2 separate regions of the Homo sapiens genome follow, and region 2 is linked to region 1. The links are chromatin loops, found by intact Hi-C in ENCODE. Cell type or tissue: mammary epithelial cell. All regions are shown on one strand. Links, peaks and the distances in the headings refer to the core of each region. The heading gives the core; the rest is flanking DNA. Region 1 has its middle 180 kb from the start of FGFR2. Region 2 has its middle 150 kb from the start of LINC01153.

Region 1 (8,372 bases), core at 217-8,216:
CTAAACAATTCTTAAAAAAAAAAAAAACTTTAAAAAATAACATGGATACAGGAATGTGCACAGAGCATGCGATTCTCTACAAAGCAAACACTGGGGTCTGGGGTCTTTGGGTATCAATACCACCCACGTCGAGAAATAGAATGATGCCCGTACCCAGGAGCCCTTTGATTGCCCTCCTAATTGTCCTCCTTTTCTTTCCTGGGGACAACCAATGTGGTGTACATAGTTTTTGAAATCCCTTTCACATCTAGCATGGGTGACTCTAGACATAACCACCATGGACAGAAGATTCCCACAGCCCTGGGCCAGAGCTGTTAAAAAACTAAAACTCTATGTTATCTAAGCTCTGTAAATCATCTAACAACAGCAATGAGTACTTAGGGCCCAGATTGTTCTTTTGGCCTTCAGAACTCTAATATTTTTTAACAACTGAGGATGATCAACTGAGTTTCCATATCTTCTTTCTCTGCTGAGTACTTGGCATGGTGGTTCTGAGGTTGTTCTGTGGGTCAGAAAATTCCTGCTTTCATCCCAAAGCTCAGTGCCAAGCTACAGAGCTATTTTTTTCTGGTGGTGCAAAATTGAGCTGGGTGGGTACATCATGGTGCTAAGCTGTTTCTCAGGGCTGCCAAACTGGGACTTGGCTTGTGTACTTATGCCCCTAAAAGGTTGCCGCAAACATAGAAAAAGGCTAAGCATTGTGATTTCACACACACACACAGCACACACACACACACACACACACAGCACTGCCTCCAGACCCTGAACCACATAAGATGCACACGGTGCATCCATTCAAATGATGTTTGCAAAAGGAAATGGGTTTGAAAATTCTTTGAATGGAAAGAATGGGTCCTGGATACTGTTCAGAGACAAATGAGTACACGAGTTTTTACTAAAAAGCTGGTTTCCAGCAAGGCTTAGAATCATTTCGCTGTGGCTTTCACTGTATTAGAGGTTTCTAACCTTGTTCAGTTGGTGACGCAGTTGGAGGAACTTCTGGTGATTCACTGGGGGAGTGAATGACCTTTTCTTGTCTCTTTTCATCTGCCCATCAGCTCAGTCCTATTGGATCATGCCTGCCACATGCTCCCTGCCTAAGTGCCCAAGCACATTCACTCACGTATACACATGTGCATGCACGTACACACACTCCAGCTGCCCTTACCGTCTCTGCATCCCAGCTATTGCCCTTCTGCCTACCGGTTGGACATGAGGTCATAGCTGGCCTGATCCACAACTTGCAAGTTGGAAAAATGTTGAAGAAGATGGTCCTATGGATTTCCTCCTGACCCCTGAACCTGAAGGAATGGTGGCTCTGTTGAGCTAAGTGCCCACTCTGTTTCTTCCCCTCTAGGATTTAAATAATTCTCACCATGTGACATCTTCTGCTGGGCAGACCACACATGGAGCTGGAGCAGGTGTTCACTTAGGGTGCATGGGTTGAGGCATGGGGAAGTCCCCGGCTCCTCAATTTCCCTCTTTTTCTCCATTTCACCTGCCTGTCCAGTGACCAGAGTCCACCTGCTGAGACCCATTCCTGGGCTGTGGAGGCCTTTTGGTCATCAGGAGTTTCTCATTAAGAGGCATGAGCTCACGCCTTCATGGGCTAATACCTAGTAGAGATTAGATAACACCAGTGAGGAACATGTGGAGAGGGGTCACAGGGGGCAGAAAGCGGGAGAGGAGGGCCTTTGGGAGAGGGGCAGCAGAGAACCAAAGACCACTTTGCTTCTTAACAGCTATGGGGAAGACTAAACATCAGAACTTCAGCAGGCAAAAGGAGATATTCTGCTTTTAGATAAGCACTGGTCACATCAAAATGGCCCAACAGGCTGAGAGTTTGAGGATTCACTAGTAGAGAGGACTGAGGCCTCTGGTTACGTTAGGCACAAATGAAGTGTTAAGGACAATCAGGTTAGTAGCTAACTCAGCTCTGACCTCCTGCTTGTTAATTACTTGGTGCTTCTATTTCTTTGTGGTGAGAATGGACACCTGACATTCTGCATTGGCTTAGCCCCAGGTGTAGACTCCAAGTTTAGGAACACACGAAAGCTTGCTCAGTGCCCTTGATTTGCACAAAGGAGCATGCCTGCCTAATACCAAAACAGAGTCACAGAGGCCGGGAATTCATCACACAATGGAGCCTGATGTGCATGAGGCAAGCCCTTACAAAAACTTGGGACTGTTGTGGGGTGGGGGGAGGGGGGAGGGATAGCATTAGGAGATATACCTAATGCTAAATGACAAGTTAATGGGTGCGGCACATCAACATGGCACATGTATACATATGTAACAAACCTGCACGTTGTGCACATGTACCCTTAAAGTATAATAATAATAAAATTAAAAAAAAAACTTGGAGGTTTTTAAGAGACATAAAAGTAAAGTAGTTCTTGAATGTGAGTCAATGCAAGACTGCAAATGAAAACAGAGTGAAACTTGATCAAACCTGGTGTTCCCCTCACAGGCTACCTCTGGGCGAAGGAGATTGCTATAGACCGGAAAATGTAATTTCAAGGGGGCCTGGAGAGAGACAGCAATAAAGACCAGTTTTTTTTATTGCACATTTTGAGGCAAAAGGCTTAGGAAGTGCCTTAATGGATGAAATGAGAGATGGTTCTAGAAGACGGAGCTTGATAAAAGGTGGGTGGCCGAAACTCTCAACAGGAGAGATCATGCTTTTTTAATCTGTAGAAATTCATGGAAGTTTTACTGTACTTGCCACAAGGTAAAAATTATGGGCTGTTTGAGTTTCCATTTATCGTTGTTGATGAAGCAGAGGTGAAAAAAACCTGCAGCTAGTTGTTATCAAATAAACTGGTGTGCTGGTAAGTGCTAACAACAGGCTCTGGGGGTGGAGGAAGGGGTGGAGGTGGGGTAGGGTGGGAGAAATCCTGACCTGTTGTGCTTGCCGATTTCCATGGTGTAAATACTCCCACTGTGGCTAACTTCAAGCTATAAAAGAGATGTCAGTGAACACAGAGTTGGGAAGAAATCTGCACAGTGTGTGTTCTTGTGAGCTAGTGAGAGCCAGGTCCACACAGCCCTGCTTAAACAACCCAGCTAGTTGTTTCTTTGGCTTTGATGTGGGGAACAGTGGGAGGCGAGAGCAGCTGATCTGGTTGTCCTTCCTCAGATGAGACTTGACAGCCGGCTTCAGGATGGCAGGCCAAGCTGTTTTAGGTGGCACAAGACTGGGGCTGGGGGAGGAGAGCCAGATACAGGCCACTCTCTCCTGAAGCCGTTATTTGAAATTCTAATGTTTTAAAATTATTCCTGAGGAATCTGAAATGCTTCAGAGAAATTCCAGTAAGCCCAGAGGATTCTGAATAACATGATACTAATGGCAAAAGAATATTGGGTCTTTAGGGGAAAGTGCCCGTTATTTGAAACGGACTCTTTTTAATGATATGTGAGCTGACCTTGGGTAACAGGATCAACAGGGGTCGTGGGGTCATCCCTCTTGTAGCTGGTGAAGATTACTTAGAAGGGAATGGCTGCTACTTCCCTCGGAGCTCCTTACCCACGCTCCATGTGTTTAGCGTTTTTGAAAAGACCAGACCTGAATTAAAATATCACCTCTCAAAGTACAATCATATTTGCCAGACCAAGCGAACAATGCTTATTCCTGTAAGGATGGTCATCTCCCGAATGAGGCACCTTTTCTTTGAGTGTAGGGTTTCAATTCTTTGGCCTAAGAGTATTGAAGAGCAGTCCCTCTCCTCTTGCCAGAAGCCGCAGGGAAGGGGATGCCAAGGGAGTGTCCCTTGACCCCTCTGTAGAGCAGCCCTGCATTTTGGATGTCCGAGTTAGACTTTGACTGAAGAAAGGTTTCTGTAGCTAATGAACAAAACAAGTAGTTAAAAAACCAAAATGCAAATACCTACTCACCAAAACAAAACACAAAACTGTACAAGGAAAAATCTGCTGTTTAATGGCTTATTCCTGCTTGCTTTTTTTTTCTTTTTTTTTTTCCATTGAGCTTATCCCATGCTTACTAGATATTTATGTCTTTTACATTTAAAGACTGGAAAGCTAGGAAACCCATTATACAATTTGATCTATGAATATTTATTACTAAGTGCTAGAGAAATAAGTAAGACCTGGTTTCCCTCTACTCAAGACGCTTGTTATTTAATAAGGAACACAGTGACTTGTAGGAGTTAGAGCCTCATTTGGGAGGCTGTGGGAAGCCATGGTCAGCTTGTGACCAGGGCAGGATCCAGTCAGAGCTGTGTTTTTAGAAGGCAGTGTGGGAAAGGAGGGTTGGGAAGAGAGACCATGAGGAATGTACCATGGTCCATGCAGGTAGAGATAGTGGGAAGGGAAGAGGAGATGGGTGTGGGGTCACTAGTTTCAGGAAGAGAAGCACAAACATTAAGAGAAACTGTTATAAGGGCCAGACGGTGAGCCCATTTGAACTCTTAGGCTTGAGAGGAGACAGGAAGAAATTGATGTGTTCTCCATGGGTCACTGGTGTTGCTGCACATCTTGTGAGCAAAGGCACAGGTAGCCTTTGTTGTAGATTGCCTTTTCAAGGATGTTTGTCTAGTGAACACCCTTGGATGACAGTGTTTTTCCATGGGCTAGAAAGTAAGTTTGCATGTTGTCCCATAAAATAAATGTAATATCTCAAAGGTCACACAGGCTTATTTGGAGCCCACTATAAAAAGGAAGCTCATGCTGCCTGCTGTGCTGACAGCAATGAAATCTTTGGTCTCTGACCCATGAGTCTTGTGTCTTCTAACATTCATGAGACTGAGGTCAGGAATACAGGCCAGCAATGACAATGCCCTCATGTGAAAATGTATAGGAATTAACTTTTGGCTTTTGAGTAATAGTCAACGTGCACTGAGCTCTTACTGCTTGCCAGTGACTGTCCTAAGCATTGCATGTGTATTACCTCATATGAGGCTCCAATGACTCACCCAGGGGTAATCAGCTCATATTTGAAAGATTATTCCAAAGGGCACTCTTAAGAGGTAGCTACTGCAAGGCATTAACTATTTTTACAATCAAAACCAGAGATTTTTGCTAATAGCATAACAGATGGGAAAAATTTCTTTCTATTGATAAACTATATGTTTAATATGTGTGGGTTGGCCTGTGATATTATACAGGCATCTTTCTGCTGCATGAGCAGGTAGAAGAATCTATAGGGAGCCCAATAGTTCTACCCTTTGGAATGATGCCCCAGGCTTGATTCTGAACTGACTCAGTCTAGCTAATGTTTTGGAGGGTTCTTGCTGCCTGTGTCCAAAGCTTGAATATTTCGACATTGACCTTGAGTGAGTGACCTTTTCATGCAAGTGCAATTGAAGCATCTGAAAGGACAGCTAAGAGTTTGTCAAGTTTACAGAATAGGTTGTGTTTTTCTGCTAGCTTGTTAATAATGTGTATATCTGGGGTGGAATCTATCTAGAAGGGAGGTTTTGGGGAAGAGACTATAGCCCCATCTGCAACTAATTGTTGCAGACTACGAATATTTACTCAAAAGGACATACTAATTGAAAATAACCAAATTGACTTGTGTCAGGCTCCAACTGTCACATAGGTGAATATTATTAATATCTTCATATTACAGATGAGAAAACTGAGGCACAGGGAAGAAGACTGTCTCCCCAAGGCCACACAGCTAGGAAATGCTAGCTCCAAGATTCAAAATGTCACCTTTACTTGTTCTGCTAAAGCAAAATGTAGCTGTCATTCTTTCCTCATCATGAAAAATTAATTTGCAGCAAGGAAGAAGTGGAGATTATATATGTGAAGTTTGCTATTTAAAATAGATGACTGTCAGAGGTCTGTATTTTTAGAATTCATTGCCAGGGGCAGATAAAGTTGTGCATAGGCCAGGCCCAGCCTTCCAGCTTTTGCTTGTCTCTTCTAGCTCTAGGGGATCCAAATATAGTTTTTAACATGGGTGCCTTTCCCTCGGGCTCATTCTGATCTTATTTTAAGGGCAAAGAACGCTGAGCTTGGCTTGGGTAAAATTGGAATTCACCTGCCTGGTGCTTTTTCTTCTTATAAATGTCCTGCTTCCAAGAAGGTAGGTTAACAAGACTTCTGTGGGAGATGCCTTCCCAGAGCTATTCTCTCTTCTTCCTTGATAAGGTTTCAAACACTTAAGTTTGGTCTAAGCCAGCCATGGAAAGTCCATCCTTCTGTGCTGGTGAGTGGTTTATAAGGGACCCTATAACCCAGTCCTGGCCAATGATGGGGAGTAAGTGAGCAATTCTGGACATGACTTTCCTTCTGATAAAAGGTAGAGGGCATTATGAGGAGGAGCCCCTTTTGCTCCCACCCTCTTCCTTTCTGCTTGGGTGGGACACTGTCATGTGAGGACTCGATGTCCGGTGCTGCAGTAGTCATCTTGTGACCAAGAAGGGAGAGTCACCAACACATGACGGTGGCAGAGCAGAAGGACAAAAAGAGCCGAGGTCTTTGGTGGCATTGTTGAGCTGCCTACCAACCTCCAGATGGCCAACCTCCAGCTCAACTCTTATGGGAGACTAACAGTATAAGCTACCTTCAGTTGGGCATCCATTACTTGTAGCTGAAAGCATTCCTAACCAAATAAGTGTTAATTAGTAAATGGCTAACTCTCTGAAAAAAGAGTCCACTCTGATGTTCAAGAAACGTGTCCTGAGACCTTGATTAATCCCATAGTCATAAATCAATGATAAGCCCATAAAATGCAAGAAAGTGTTACTAAAAAAAAAAGGAAGAGACTTTTTGTTCTAATCAGGGACACTTTGGTTGTGAGTGAAAAATTAACAAAAGGAATGAAAGTATTAGCCTAGTAAGTGAAAGGTGGAAACATAAGCTTCAGATACAGCTTGATCCAGGACTCAAATTTTGTTATTAAGTCTTGATCCGTCTTGCATCACTTAGTTCTGATCTTCTTTGACTTGACTTCATGTTCCAGCTCTGAGTGGTAGCAAAAGGCTGCCATCAGCTTTGGGGCCACAGCCTTTATTGTCGAGTCCAGCAGTAAAAGAGCAAGTTCCCCTAAAGGTCCCAGCAAGACTCATTATTTCCATAGCTGTGCTTGGGCTCCATGTCCCCAGGGGAATGTGATGCTTTGATTCAGACCTTAGTCACCTGCCTTGCCTTGCCTTGGCACATGGTAGAGTCAACTTCACCTGAAAGTCCATAGACTGAGGACAGGGAAATAACTTCTTTTCTGGAAGAAATCAGGCACTGTTATTGGAAAGTGGATGAATGTTTGGTTGCAAAATTGGAGATGTTCACTCTGTTCCCTTAGAACAGACTTAAAAAGTCTGTTTTCTGCTTAAAAACCATCTCTTTATTCAAAATTCCTTTTTTTTTTTTTTTTTTTTTTTGATAGAGACAGGTTCTTGTTCTGTTGCCCAGGCTGGAGCACAGTGGCGTGATTATAGCTGACTACAGCCTCAAACTCCTGGGCTCAAGCGATCCTCCTGCCTCCAATCTGATGCCTTCCCACCTCTGCCATTACCACTTCCCACATCCCCTCCAGTGGCTGAGACTGTGGGCACACACCACCACACCGTGCTAACTTTTTGATTTTTAGTAGAGACAAGGTCTTACTGTGTTATCCAGGCTGGTCGCAAACTCCTGGGCTCAAGAGAACCTCCCATCTTGGCCTCCCAAAGCTCTGGGATTTCAAGCATGAGCCGCTGTGCCTGGCCTTTATTCAACATTCAACATCCATGCACACACCCATGTTTTTAACTTCCATCACAAGCATTAGCAATCAGCTGCCTTTTCAGAATCATTTTTCTAGGAGTTTTTACATACAATGCACAGAGAACACAAGCCACATAGTTATTAATGCAGAGATGTCTACCGAGACCCTTGCCAGACTTATAGTGTACATGATTTAAATTCATGCCTTGGAAACTTACAAATTGGTGCAGGGCATACAGCTTCTGGTTTTACTCTTGAGTGGCTGGAAGGACAAGTTGGTGACCTGGCAAAGAACTACAGTGATGAACATTTTATCAAGAGTGACAAAGGGCCTCAGCAGAGAAGAAAGCTGGTGGCCTGACCCCATTTGTGACTTCATTTGCCACTCATTCATTGCAGAAAACAAGGAATGCCTCTTTCCTTGACAGCTGTAACAAGGCATAGGGTGTGTCTGGGAGGGGCCACTCCCCATACACATTTGTCCTCAGGGAGTTGCCACTAAAGACCCTCCCACGAAGCACTGAAGGCAATGGTGTCATTACATACTGCAGTGTCTTCCAGAATGTGGGACTCACACCAGGGGAGAAATACTTTATGGCATTAGGGACAACACAGATAAGCACTTCTTCTCTTGAATAGCTATTCAAGAATTCCTTTGTTTAGATTTATAAGAACTCCACATGGCTAGCACCCTACACTCT
Region 2 (8,372 bases), core at 55-8,054, 86 kb after region 1:
TACTCTATGGCATTCTGTATCATGTTTAAATTGACCATGCTAGGCTGATGCACCGAACATTAACTTCATGAGAAGGTTTTCTCTAAATCTACATGTCTGAAATTAAAAACTTAAAAAAAAATTCACAGATGCTTTTGCACATGGAATTCTACTAATTGTCTATCAGATTTAGCCTGTGCATGGATATGGTGCTATAGTAATTTTGGAAAGAGGTAGATTATCAGCATGATGCTATTATGTAAAACTTTTAATGAAATTCTTACGCTTACCTACTTTCCGAGTAGGTTATTTTTATTACTGCCTGGTGGGTACTTTGAAGATGAATGTAGTTTCAAATAGTAACAATTCTATCAAATTCAAAATGAACCTGTTTAGAAACTTTTTTAAAATTCCGTTTTATGGACCCATAAGCCCGATCCTTGCCTTCTGTGTTTTGCTTGGCTTATATACCATTTAAATATTTTATGAGTCAGCTTAAAAAAGCAATTTTAAAAGTAAAAATCTGGGTTTCTAGCTTCCCTTGAAATATCAAAAGATCTAGCGACACTGGGTCTAGCCAGGCCCTGTGCTCTTTCTGAATCCACCATTTCCACCACTCCCTATTGTCTCCCTGACTCTGAGGCTGTCAGTTTGTAATTTATCATAACTCTTGTTTTTCTTAGAGAAATATTTCTCTTTCTTTACCAAAAGTGGAAATATAGAAAATTACCCAAATGAGCATATGCTTAACAAAATGTGGAGCGTGCTGTGTTTCATATGCCAATATCTGGTGGCCAGGTTCATTTGCAATGCTCCCTGGGTCCCTGAATTCATTTGTATTTGTCACCTTCATACCTGTGTCCCTCGTGCTTGAAGTACTTTCTCCTGCCTCTTCCTTGAGTTCTCGACTGAAATGTCATCTCCCACCCCCACCTTCCCTGATTCCTGTGAGAGATTAGTTGGCTCTGCACGTAGAGCCTACTACAAGGTGTTTGCCACGCCTTCTTGGAATTTCATGTTTACACGTCTGTCTTTGACTCTAAGTTCAGTGAAGTCAGGAACTTTCTTTTCGTTGTCATAACCGTGGTTCTAGGACATATTCGATATGCAATAAATACTTAAAAACAGCATTGAAAGATGTTACCCTAGTCTGGATTTTGAATAAAAATGTAATGTTATTTCATTTGAGTCCTTGTAACAACCTTTTAAATCAATTCATCATAATTTCAACACGAAGTGACTGCTTCTGGGAAGAAGACTTTTCCTTCTTTTAACTCGAGAGCAGAAATTGGTCTGAATAATTGTCGTAGGGATAATATCATTTGTGCAATAAATCAATGGGTGCTATTTACTTGCCAGGTGTTGATGTCAAGGCTACAGATTCTTGGTCTCATGAAACCTTTACTAGTGAGGTAGAAGGATGCAGACGACAGCATGTGAAAACAAACACGATGTGTTTAGGTATTGATAAACACTGAAATTTAAACAGGTAGGCAAACTAGAGAATGACTTGGGGCGTTGGCGGGGGAAGGTGGAGATGAGAGGCTTCTGTAGCTGATGCTGTCAAGGAGTGCCTTTTCCCTACTGCCTCCCACCCGCCTGCTATGAACTGAGATTCTAATGGTAAGAAAACACTGCTTGAGGAAGATCTGGGGGAAGCGTGGTCCAGGCTTAGCAAAGAACAAGTGCAAAGGCCCTGGGGTGGGAACACACTTTGTATATTTGAAGTAGCTTGAATTTAATGAACAAGGAACTTGGTGTGAGATGAGATTGGAGGAGGAGGTGGGGCTAAGGCAGGCAGGATCTTATGGGCCACATGGGAGCGTGGATTTTTTTTTTTTTTTTCCCTGTTCCAAGGGATGCTGGGCTTTTCCCAGACATGCAGGCTCCACATTCCTCTTGGAAGACCGAGTGGAGTCCCGGAGTTATTGTGGGCTTGAGAATTAAACAGACCTTGGCTTGAATCTCCTCTCCACCTTCTACCAAGCATGATCTTAAGCAAGTCTTTCATTTCTCTGAGCCTCAGATTCCAGCTGTAAAATAGGATTAATGCCTTCAATGGGATTTATTCATTCATCCCACAAATACTGATTGCATTTCTACTATGTATCCGGCCCTGGATATCTATCTGTGAACAGGACAGATGAGGCTTTCCCTGCATTTGTGGAGCTTACGGTCTACTTGGAAGTGATAGTCAGTTAATGAAAGCATTATGAATAAGATAACTTTAGGTAGTGATAAGTGCTATGGGGAAAAGACACAGAGCAATAGATAAATAGTGAGTGGGAAGGAGCTAGTTGACCTACTTAGTTGTCCCCATTTTACTTTTAAGGACACTAAGGATCAGAGAAGTTAAATGATTTGCTCAAGGTCACAGAGCACGTAAGAGGCAGAACTGGAAATCAAAACCTGTCTTCCTGGTTCCACAGTCCTTATTCTTTCCCAATATTACTTCATTGATGGTTTTACTCTCCATGAAGTAGAGTAATAAATTATCTACCTTGTTTGGATGACTTAGAGATTTGAGAATTAATGCCTAGACCATCCGGGGGGTATCTGCTTGATGCTGTATTCTACACTACATATGCTGACATAGGGCTTCAGTGTTTCTCTGGAATTATGTAGTCACTAACATGACTGGGACGGAGGAGTCAGTTTGCACTGATTTTCTGTTCCCAGCCTGAAGTCCAAGCATTGCCCTTGCCCCACAACTTGAAAACAATCACAGTGACTGACTTCTGTTGTAGCCTTCATGGTTTCCAGGGCACATTTATGACCAATACTCTGATACTCATGCCAACCCTCTGAAAAAACATTATTTATCCTGTTTTATAGACGGAGACCGTGCGGCTCTGAAGAGTAGTTAAATGACTGTTGGAGCTGCGTAGATATCAAGTGGCTAGGACAGGACTTGAATGTGGTCTTCATGGTCTAAATCCTGCTTATTCCACCCACTGTCTTTCTCTTAGTGTCCTTCCCACCTCCATCTACTCTTCTCCTTACACCCAGGCCCCTGGAAGAGTACTTTACAGTCCTTAATAACTGCAGTTTGATTTGATGGGTTTGTTAACTACAGGGTGGGATCTAATCTTGGAACTCGATGCCCCCCATGTGAGTTGAATCAATGCCTTACCTTTCTTGGGCATTGTGGACACTTTAAGCATCCTGTGGTAGGTGAGAAGGACTTTTTGATTCAGGGAACCTTTCCCTGAACTTCATCTAACAGCAGGTTGGTCCTGGTCTTAAGAAACTTGCCTCATTCAGAGCTGTTACTACTCTTGAAAGAGTTATTATTAGTAATTTTTTTTTCACAACATAAAACAAGTGAAGAGGATTCTCCAATGTGAAGGGTGGATTTGGGGATTGGGCTGGGTGCCCTTAGGATTCTAGGCTCAGACTCTCTCTGGGTTCCCTCCTTGCCATCTGCCTGGTCTCCCCTGGCTCTTGTGAGTTTAATCTACTCCCTGGCCAGGAGATGTCAAGTTTTGAAAGGCTGTGCCAGACTCTTTTTGTCTCCTTACTCCCTCTTCTTTCTTGTAGCATGTCATTCATAGCCACAGCTGCTGTTACCTCCTCTGAGCAGGGGAGTCACAAACTTAACTTCGTTCCATCAGAGTTTGCCCTTTGCCTGAATATCTGATCATCTACTTGATATTGTCTCTTTGATCTCTTGAAGGAAACTCACTCAACTTGTCCAAACAGATTTTTCACTCCCCAAACCTGTTATTCATCTAGTGTCTTCTATCTCAGTGAATATCACCACTATTCATCTCATTACATAAGCCAGGAGATGAGGAATTCACCGTTGACACCTTTCTCTTTTTTATCTATCCCTCATATTGAATCCAGCACCATTTTAGCTCCTAAAGAGCTCTGGCATGTGTGTGATTCTCTCTCTCTCTCTCCCCCACTACTACCCTGGTCCAAGCTGCTCTGGGAACAATCTTCCTTCTGTTCCCATCCACCACACAGCAGCCAGAGTGGTTCTTCCAGAGGATAGATTTGATCATGTGACTCCACGGCTTAAAACTCTCCAATTGTTTCTTATTTAGAACAAACATGGAATTTATTGACTTGGTCTACTGGGCCCTGTTGAGTCTGGCCACTTCTAGCCTCTGTAGCCTTGTCTTAAACCACTCTTCCCATGCCCTCTCAATTCTAGCCAAGCTGATCTTCTTTTCTACACCACAGGCTCCATGCACCCCGTTCCCCCTGTCTAGACTCCTCATTCGCTTGGGTGAGTCATACTCATCTTGTAGTTCTAATTCCTTATTACTGCCCAGGCATGCCTTTCCTGGCTGGGCTGAATCCTCTCTTACAGACTCTCATAACATTGCACTGCCACTTGGTAGTTCCTCTTAAAGTTACAACTGAGAAATTTTATGTATGTGATTATTAATCTCCCTCTTCCACTAGGCTGTGACCTCTGTGGGAACAAGAACCCTGCCTACTTTTGCCCCCACTGCCAGTATAGTAGTTGGCCTTGTAGATTGAGTAGAGGTCTCCTTATTGGGGGCAGTCAGGAGTTGCTAATTTCCTCTGCATGTTTTGGATGGTGTGGTAGACTCAATCCCAGATAACTCAGTAGGGGTAACTGGTCTGAACTACCACCACCATCATCACAACCATGGGCACCTTCACCAGTATCTCATCATCATAATCACTACCACTGACACCATCACTATCATCATCATCATCCTCCTCCTCCTTGTCATTACTACCACTGGCACTCCCACCACCACTATCATCATCATCCTCATCACCACCATCATCATATCATCATCATCATCATCATATCATCATCATCATCATCACCACTCCTTCATCATCACCACTCCTTCATCATCACCATCATGGTCATTTTAGCCCTTGTGTCACAGTAAGACAAGTTGGTATTTTTGCATTATGAAACGCAGCCAGTCATTTATTAATTTCTTGGGAATATCAGAGTTCTGATAAGGTTTATCTCAGATATTGATATTACAATATTTGTTGAATTTTTAACTAAAAAAAGTGCTTTTGTTTCCTGTCTCACAGAATTGGGTCTTCAGATTGGAAAACATACAAATCCTTCCATGATTAAGACTTGGGATCTCATTCATTCATTAAACAAACATTGACTGAATGTCTATTGTGAGCCAGGCACTGTTTTAGGTGCTGGGAATACAGTGCCCCCATGAAACTTATAGAAGGAAATGAGCAACAGACAAATCAGAAGACATGTTAGGCATGTAAATGTTACAATGAAAACAAAACAGAGTGATATAATAGAGCCTGAGGAGGGTTACTTACAATTGCATAGTATGTTAGCGTTTTTGCTATGTGACAAGTGACATTAAAAGCTCAGTGGCTTGTGGCAGCAAGGATTTTTTTGAGGGCTTCTTGTTTATTTATGGGCTCCTCATTCACCTTAGACAAATTGTGACTGGCAAGTATGTGAGCCTGTACTTCTCACTGTGGTTGTCAGCAGAGTAAGTGGTTGAGTAGAACCATTAACAGCTCTTAGGACCTCAGCTCAGACCTGAGCTGAGGCCCAGTGTCCCTTACGCCCATGTTCCTCTGGCCAAAGCAAATCACATGACTGACATTAACAGAGAGAAGAAGCTGCTCTGCTCAAGGGGACAGGCACTGCAAAGATATCTGGCAAGGATGTGGATGTCTTACTGGGGAACAAAGAATTGTGACCCATAATCTAGTGTATTTCAGAAGGCTTGGGAAGCCCTCAGAGTAGGTGGCATTCGAACTAACACCTGAACAAAGAGAAAGAATCAGCCCTGTGATGATCTTGAGGACTAGTTCCAAGCAGAGGACTCAGTTGGGAGAAGGTCCTATGGCAGGAACAGACTTGAAGGAGTGGATGAAACAAGAAGAATCAAGTATGACTGGATGGGACTGAGCAAGAGGAGGCTTGGAGAGGTAGGCAGGTGCCTGGTCATATGGTCACGGTGCTCAGGTCTTGTAGGTCACAATCTGGAGTTTGGGTTTTGCAATGGGAAGAATGGTGGTGGGGGGTGGGGTGACACATCTATTTGTATTTTCAAAACTCTGGCTGTGTTTGATGTCTGTTGCTAGCAGGTAAGGCAAACAGGGCAGGCCAGCTTTGAAAACCTACATGAAGAATGACCTTAAACCTCAACGGCTTGTCTTTCTGAAAGATTTAAAGATGATCTTAGTAAACTGCAAGACAGTCTAGCCCCGGCTTTAGTCCTTCTTCCTCTTGCTGAGTGTGGACTCTGTTTCTCAGGGCTGGCCCTCTCCATGGGCCACTTGACTTGTCCTGGAGAAAGAGTGAGTTCAGGGTGGGCCCCCGATATGCTGCACACCACTCTGACACGACCTCCTAATTCAGAGCAGAAGTCTCAATAAGGAATCACTTTAGAAGAAAGGCTGTGCTTTAATTTATTGTTTTTTCCCTAAAGTTTAAACATTCTCTGCACTTGAGTGGCTGTTGCTTATGCATCTGACTTATTTAGGCAATTTGCTATTGTGTGTGTGGTCCAGTCCAGCCTGTTTCAGTAAAGTGTATGTTAGATGCTTGGAAATTCTCCAGGGAGCATTTTTTGTGTGTGTATGTGTGTGTGTGTGTGTATGTGTGTGTGTGAGAGAGAGAAGAAGGAGGAGGAGGAGGAAGGGAGGGAGAGAAAATGGATGGAGGAAAAGAAAGAGGGTGAGAAGAAACAGGGAGAGGAAGTGAGGGGAGGGGGGAGAGGGAAAAGAGGGAGAGAGAAGGAGAGAGAAAGGGGGACAAGGAGGGAGAGAGAATTCTAACTAGCATCTCAAGCATGATGTTCACAGATGAATAGTACACATTTAATTTGAAGAAACGATTCCTTTTCTTACATTTTGGCTATTGTCAGTCATATTGCAAGCACACTGACATGGTTTAAATTAGCATTGTGGAAGCAATATACTGCAGAGGAGTGCGTGACTAAATTATTAAGAGCGATCTGTGAGGATCAAGCACGAAACCATCTCAGCAAATAGAAAAACTTTATATGGTGCTTTTTGCCAGCTGTGTCCCTGGTCATTGAGCACAACATGTAACAGTTTGCCCATGGACTATTTTGGGAAAAACAGTCGTTTCATCAAGGGTATGGCTTGGGTTTGAAATTTTGTTTGGATCACTTGCCAAGAAACTGGCTTCCAAAAATCAAATATGAAAAATGTTAAGAGAATTGGAAACTAAGGCAGGGAGCTCTGCTTGCCAAATTTTAACTATTACTAACCTGTTAGAAAATATGATCGCAGGCCAGGCGTAGTGGCTCACGCCTGTAACCCCAGCTACTCGGGAGGCTGAGACAGGAGAATCGCTTGAACCCAGGAGGCAGAGGTTGCAGTGAGCCGGGATTGCACCACTGTACTCCAGCCTGGGGGACAGAGCAAGACTCCATCTCAAAAAAAGAAAAAAAGAAAAAAAATACTATCACAGGTACAACATAATGTGTTCCTGGGCTACAATTTCTGTAATGCTCTTCTAGATGAGAAATATCAGAAGATTTAAAAGTAAAAGGGCTAAAATGAAGTCTTGGCTTTGTCACTTGTGAATGGTGTGGACTTGGGCAAGGCATCTCACCTCTTTATTCTTTAGTTTATTCTGTCAACTGAGAGTGGTAGTGTGTACTTCCCAGGTTTTTGAGGAAAATAAATGAGATCATCTTTGTGAAAGGCCTCCTTAAAGTTTCAGGTGTGTGCAGATATGTATGATAACTTTTCTTCATGATATCAGTGAGCAGAAGATCATCTCTGAGCACTGTAATTATAGAATTAGGAATTAGGAAATAAGAATTTCAACATTTTTGAAAATCCCTGGGATTATTTAATTGAATAATCAAAGAAAATAGCCAGGGCAAATGTGTCAACTCCAGCCCTTGGGGAGTGATGGGAAGATGATGGGAAACAGATTGTAACCAAAAAAAAAAAAAAAAAAAAAAAAAAAAGAGAATAAATCTGCATGAAGTTTAAATATGATGTTGTTTTCAGTCACGTAAACCAATAAAGCACTTTGAACCCTTATCTTATTTTCATTTCCACATATTATAGGTCCATCAGCTTGTGATGGAGAGCGAAACACCAGGTTAGGAGCAGCTACAGGTATGGGGCACTGGGAGGGTGCTTGCCACAGATGGGGGCGGACCTGAGGCAGGTGTGAGGCCTCAATGTCAGATATTCCCTGTATCTCAAACACGCAGGAGCCCGCCAAAGCTCCTGCCTCCCAGCACGACGTAATCACTCAGGATCTGTTTATTGCATTGATGAACAAATGAATTAATGGAGATGAAAGGAGGAATTGGGGATCTAGATCAAAATCTGCTCATCCCTCAAGTCCCAGTTGATGTCCCACCTCATTGGTGTGCCCATTCCACCTGGTTGGTGTCCTCTCCACCCTGATTCTC

The links. Peaks named below come from ENCODE experiments on the same cell type or tissue, not always from the same donor. Only the 100,000 strongest peaks of a DNase experiment are listed, where the experiment ranks them.
Region 2: it touches region 1 in a loop (2.5-fold over the local background); 2 of 110 quality-filtered maps call a loop at or near these places.

What each region holds. Positions count from the first base shown.
Region 1 is chr10:121,414,997-121,423,368 of GRCh38, reverse strand. No RefSeq gene overlaps it. Among named protein-coding and RNA genes, the nearest start is that of FGFR2, 180 kb to the left of the region's middle. RefSeq lists a silencer at 8,227-8,372. In mammary epithelial cell, for the core only: a CTCF peak has its summit at 4,805; a DNase peak (open chromatin) is centred at 4,908.
Region 2 is chr10:121,328,898-121,337,269 of GRCh38, reverse strand. No RefSeq gene overlaps it. Among named protein-coding and RNA genes, the nearest start is that of LINC01153, 150 kb to the right of the region's middle. In mammary epithelial cell, for the core only: no CTCF peak of the experiment used is centred there; a DNase peak (open chromatin) is centred at 4,239; H3K27ac peaks cover 1,112 bases.